Regions from separate parts of the Homo sapiens genome. Here region 1 is linked to region 2. A link is a contact called in ENCODE Hi-C or POLR2A ChIA-PET data. All regions are on one chromosome and are shown on one strand. The core of a region is the stretch at or near the end of the contact, and the rest is flanking DNA. Distances in the headings are between cores, read along the strand shown. Region 1 overlaps LOC105378764 (a long non-coding RNA gene). Region 2 holds the start of NFIA-AS2 (NFIA antisense RNA 2).

Region 1 (2,700 bases), core at 95-2,594, 67 kb before region 2:
AAACCGAAACTGTGGCCAGAGGGTAGGAGACAATGCTTGAATTAACACAGTCATGTGTCCACACCTGGAGTGGAACCTGGAACCCATAAGCTCTAAAAGGCAATTAGAGGTTGTTGGGATTGGAAACAGGTGAGAATAAAGGCTGGCAATGCAACCACAAATATGAGGAAAGAATAGTAATGTCACTGTAATGAAAAGTCTCAGATTTGATCTTGGAAAGATATTGGATACTTCCAAGGATTGGTCATAGTCTTCAGAGATATTTATGAAGTACTCTTATATAAAGAGAAAAAAGTGGTGTGTCTCTAGCTACCATAGATATGCATGGCCAATGTCCACCAGGATATCTGTATGAATTTCTTCTTATTTAATACCACTTTGGGAGTATATATCCCCACTACCTTCGAGGCTGGGTCATTGCCCTACTTAAGAATTTACTTACTAGTGGCTTTTTAAAATGAGAGGGTAGTGGTATAAAAATAATCCAATAGAATGTTATCTGGAAGCCAAAAAATAAGTAAATAAATAAAACCATAGTTTTGCTATTTGGAGTCGAGATTTAAGGTAGAGGAAAGTTAAATGGCTCTAAGAGGCAAAGAGCTGTTTTCTAATGAAGGTGTTGGCTCCCATCCTAGTTTGCCTTTTTTTTTTTAGGACTCCCTGCTAGCCCTCAAAAACCTGCCTTGAGGGCAAACTCTTCACAGTTCAAAGTTTTGCCCTCGGAAGTAAGGCTGCATTTTAATAGCAGCCAAAAATGGGTGCAATTCCTGGGTAAGTGAATTTCATCCAGCAGTAAGCAGGTAGAGACGGATTGGGGAGAGTTTTGGATCTTTCCCAAAGCCTCTTGAAAACGTAACATGTCAGTGGCTGCTTTCAACGTTTATAATTGGAAGACTGCGAATCATAGTCAACTGAAATGTATTAAGCAAGGTGCATTCGCTTAAATTATTTTATCTAACCCTCGCATCAAGCCCATGAGGTATATACTTTACCCCATTTCACAGATAAGTAAACAGAGGCTGAAGGAATCTCAATGACTTGTTCCCCAGCACACTGACAGCACACTGTTGCATGACCTTGAGTCAGTCCCTTCTTTCTCAGAACCAGGTCTCTGTCAAAGGAGGCCCTCGGCCCTGGGAATGCCTTCCCAGCTGCCTCTAGCCCTCCCAGGCCTCAGAATGCTTGTTTTGGGCCCTCCTCTTCCAGGCTGTGAGGTCCAGATCCTGGGCAGATGTCTCTCACCATATGCTGAGGGTGATTTAACAAGGCCAAATGGGCAGCCCCGTGGTTAGAGGCGCTCTCGTTACATATACGCCGGTTGCTGCGGCCTGGCCAGCTGTCCCAGCCCTCGCCCGCTCCTTCTTGGAGACAGCAGCCTGCAATTGCAGATGCCAAGCAGCGGAAGATATTTTTAAAGCTACAGCATCTGTCTCCTTGGCAGCCTCCACCCACTGGTGGGCCGGGTGTTTTGGAGTTGCCTTTGGGCACTTCACATGGTTTGGCATCTGATCCATTGTCTAGGCTGCCTTTTAGAGCTCAGCTTTTTTTGTGGGGTGGAGGGGGGGGTCCCCTAAAACCAACTTTTGATGATGACCTGGGTCTCCCCTCTCAGTGACATCAGTGTGTCTCTGGATCTTTTGTAATATTTTTTTTTAACTTTCCTTTAAAAAAAAAAAAGAAAAAACAAGTGATGAAAGAATGAAAGAAAGAGCATTTCCCCTCTGCCAGAGTGGGTTTGAATAGAAAACTGCCCAGTAGCTGTGCAGCTGCCCAAATCTCGCCCACCATGTCCACATTCTGACTAGTGCAGAACACGGCTTTCTTGGCATCCAAACTTCCCTCAGGCTTGACTATTCCTCAAATGTCTCCCTGGGGAGGTGAGGGATTTCTTTTTTCATTTTTCCCCGCTGCTTTTGCAAAAGACTGTGAAGCTTCCTGTCTACATGCAAATAGCCATTCAAAAAAACAGACACTGACACTTAATTCCCCCTGGCAAGCTGTATTAAGTTTTTTCCTTCTCTTAGAAAGGTGCATTTTAGGGAAGACCAGCTCCCAGCCTGCAAACTCAGGCCTGGGGACTTGGCCCTGTTTCAGAACACCAGTTTGAAGATGACTTCTAGTGAGGATTTCAGGCCTAGTGACAAGAAAATTATCTCAGTTGGGGCAACAGGCTCCTGTGTCATGGGGCTGGGCAAGGCACCAGCCTGCCTCTCACTCATGACTTGGCAAGAGTGCCGAATGTGGTCTTTTCTCCAGCCAACAGGCACAGGCAGTGGCTACCAGAGGATGCCAGTGGGCAGGAGTAATCACCAGGGCCCAGCCAGGCTGGCTAGAGGGTGGTGTTTTTAAGTAACCAGCATCACTGGGCACTCCTTGTCCCATTAAGCCACACTGATATAAGACCCAAAGAATCACTAACCCTCACCCCCACCCACAGAGCAGGAGTCTGGAGCTGACATAGGTAACTGGGGTGCATTTCTTCCACTTAAGGTCAATGAAAGATAGCAGTATTCCCGCCATATGATAAGGGAAATTTCTAACACTTCCTCTATACTGTTCTAAGTGCATTATACGTATTTCCCCAGCTAATTCTCACCACAACCCCATGAAGTTGCTATAATCATATTCTCTTTACTGATGAGGAAACCGGAGCACTGAGAGAGGCAGTAACTTACCCAAGGTCACCTAGCTACTATGGCA
Region 2 (2,700 bases), core at 80-2,579:
TTAACAACTGTTCATTTCTCACTCCACCTAGCTCCTGGCAACCACCATTGCACTCTTTGATTCTACGAATTTGGCAATTTTAGATACCCCACATAAGTGGAATCATGCAGTTTCGTCTTTCTCTGAGTGGTTTATTTCATTTAGTATAATGTCCTCAAGATTCATCCATGTTGTCACATATTTTAGAGTTTCTTTTTTAAGGCTAAGTAATATTCTGGGATGTGTGTGTATGTGTGTGTGTGTTCCACATTTTCTTTATCCATTGATCTGTTGTTGGATATTTAGTTCATTTCTACATCTTGGCTATTGTGTATAGTGCTGCAATGAACATGGGAGTACTAATATCTCTTCAAGATCCTCATTTCAATTCTTTTGGATAAATACCCTGTGGGACTGCTGGATCATATGGTAATTCTATTTTTAATTTTTTGAGGAACCTCCATACTGTTTTCCATAGCAGCTGCACCATTTGGCATTCCCACCAACAGCATGCAGGGTTCCAACTTTCCCACATCCTTGCCTGAATCTCTTTTTGGATTCCGGAGTGACAGTGTCTCAGGATCTTGGCGGGGAAGGACCATCACCTCCTCATAATCCGTGCCACTCTGGAGGGCTGAGCACACAGTTCTCCTTGTTTCCCTGTTTGCCAGCTTGCCTTGTGGATAAATGCAGAGAAGGATTCAGGATTGGAGGGAAGGGTGAATTCACGGCCCTACAGAGCATGTCTAAAAGCATTTGTCAAAAAAAGAGTTAATGACTGCTTCTCTGCGGGAAGCCCTAAAGAAATGAGTGTCCTGAAGTGTAGAACATTCGCTTTTACGGTAGGTGGTGTTATTGTTACATGTTCATACAGACAGTGCTAATTAACAATCCTAAAGGCCACATCATTAAATTATTTCTCCGCTAAAAACCCTATGATGTTTAATGCGTCCCAGCAATTCAATTATATCTAAAACACTGGCCTGAACGGCAGGCACTATTCTGTGGCTGACAAAGTGCAAGTTGCTCTTAAGAACAGGTGAAGCTTAACAAGGAAAGAACAACATCTGACAAACTACCTCCCTGCTCTTCTCCCTAACATACACCCTAAGAATAAAAACAACAGTGATATTCCAAGAAAATTAACGTGGGTCTTACCTTTGCTAGGCTGGCGATGAAATATAGGCTTTACCAAATTTTCTGTGAAGAATCTGACAAGATTTTCTTAAAAGATTTCACCCAAAATAATCAAATCAGTGCCCTCAGATCTATTTAAGGTCCATCGGGTTTCACTGTTTTTTCTCTGGATCCTACCACCCATCCTTTGTCATTTCTAACCACTGCAAATTGCATTTTGGGTTTGAACTTGGGGTGACTTCATGGCTTTGGTCTGGGTTTTTCCTGGATGTGTATCACAGTCAGCAGAGAGCACTTTGAAGAGCACACAAAGCCTCTTTGTCTCCCACTCAGTGAAATATCTCAAGTACAGAGCACAGTGAAAAAGGGCTTCTTTCCAGCTTAAACACACACACACACACACACACACACACACACACACACACACACACACAAAAGAAGCTCTTGCCCTTCCCTGCCGCCCCCAGCTGCTGTGGTGAGACAGTCTCTGCACAGGCACAGGGCCCAGTGCAACTGGCCAAGTGGCCTCAGTCCTCTGGACAAGGCTTGGCAGGCAGCACCATGACAGAACCTCCTGCTTGGAAGGTGTTGGTGCCGAGACTGCATCTGGGAGCAGCACATATGTGATTCCACTAGTTTTTACACAAAGAGGCAGACTATGCCAGTGGCCAGCTGGCCAGCTGGGCACTCATCTGCAACCTTAGAAGCAGGAGTCAGGGAGCAACCCACTGATCCTCTTGTCATGGTCTTCCCAAGTGCCCAGTTTCCACATAAACCATTTCCTCATCACTCTCCTCCCTAACACTATCCCAACAGTACCCTCAAGGAGGCCCCACTCAGCTCTATGAGGACAGGGGGCTATGTATCTCCTTAGCTCCATACCACCAAGCACACTGCCTTACATGGAACACACTCTCAGTAAAGGTTTCTTGGATGGAAAGATGAATGAACAGATAGACAGATGGATGATGGGTGGGTGGATAAGTGTGTGCATGGATGGGTGTGTGCAGGGATGGGTGGGTGGATGGATGGGTGGGTGGATAGAAGAATCTTATAAACCATTGTTCGGATCCTGGCTCAAACATTTTCTTTTTGTGAGATCTTGGGAAAATTACCAAAACTAAGATACTACAAAACTAAGCCTTTTGGTTTTTTATCTGTACAAAGAATGATAGCAGTTACGGTGGAGATTGAGAAAATTCAGTAAGCACCTGATAGTAGGTGCTCTGTACACATTCATGGTTTTTACCCAGGAACTGTTTATAGATTATCAAGTCCCTTGCTTCTGTAGGAGGTCTTTCCTATCACTGTCGAATTCATTGCTCACTTGCATCTCTCCCAAAGGGATGGCAGAGGAAAGGTAGTAAAGGGTGCTTAGAGTGGAGTGAGGACTACAAGAGGGAGCACCAGTATTGACTGGGGATGCAGGGTTTCTAATTTTTCTAGCCCAGAAAAATTCAGACAGGCATGGTTTGGAGGAGACCTGGGTTCCAGTCAAGGCCCTGTCCCCAACTAGCTGGATAAACATGGCATGATCACCTCTCCCTTGTGGTCCTAGATTTCTTCTATGAGATAAACTCATAT

Evidence for each region. A loop is a pair of places that touch in the nucleus more often than their neighbours do. ChIA-PET counts read pairs that join two places held with the same protein, here RNA polymerase II (POLR2A). Pooled maps may share reads with other maps.
Region 1: a loop to region 2 is called in a pooled map, with 2.1 times the contacts of the local background. The contact joins the enhancer-like site here to the promoter of NFIA-AS2 in region 2. A Hi-C loop is called at or near these places in 1 of 168 maps with a recorded cell type or tissue (endothelial cell of umbilical vein) and 3 of 50 pooled maps. POLR2A ChIA-PET finds 5 or more read pairs at or near these places in 1 of 52 experiments (CD4-positive, alpha-beta T cell).

The regions. Positions count from the first base shown.
Region 1 is chr1:60,902,432-60,905,131 of GRCh38, forward strand. The region is part of intron 2 of LOC105378764 (a long non-coding RNA gene); the gene reads right to left. Among named protein-coding and RNA genes, the nearest start is that of NFIA-AS2, 67 kb to the right of the region's middle. RefSeq lists an enhancer at 804-1,337. Within about 2 kb of position 1,345, at least 11 of the 41 ENCODE cell types and tissues checked have a DNase peak (open chromatin) inside an H3K27ac peak, as active enhancers do.
Region 2 is chr1:60,969,411-60,972,110 of GRCh38, forward strand. NFIA-AS2 (NFIA antisense RNA 2) reads right to left here and starts at 1,330. Exons shown (of 7, transcript NR_110617.2): 1 at 1,138-1,330.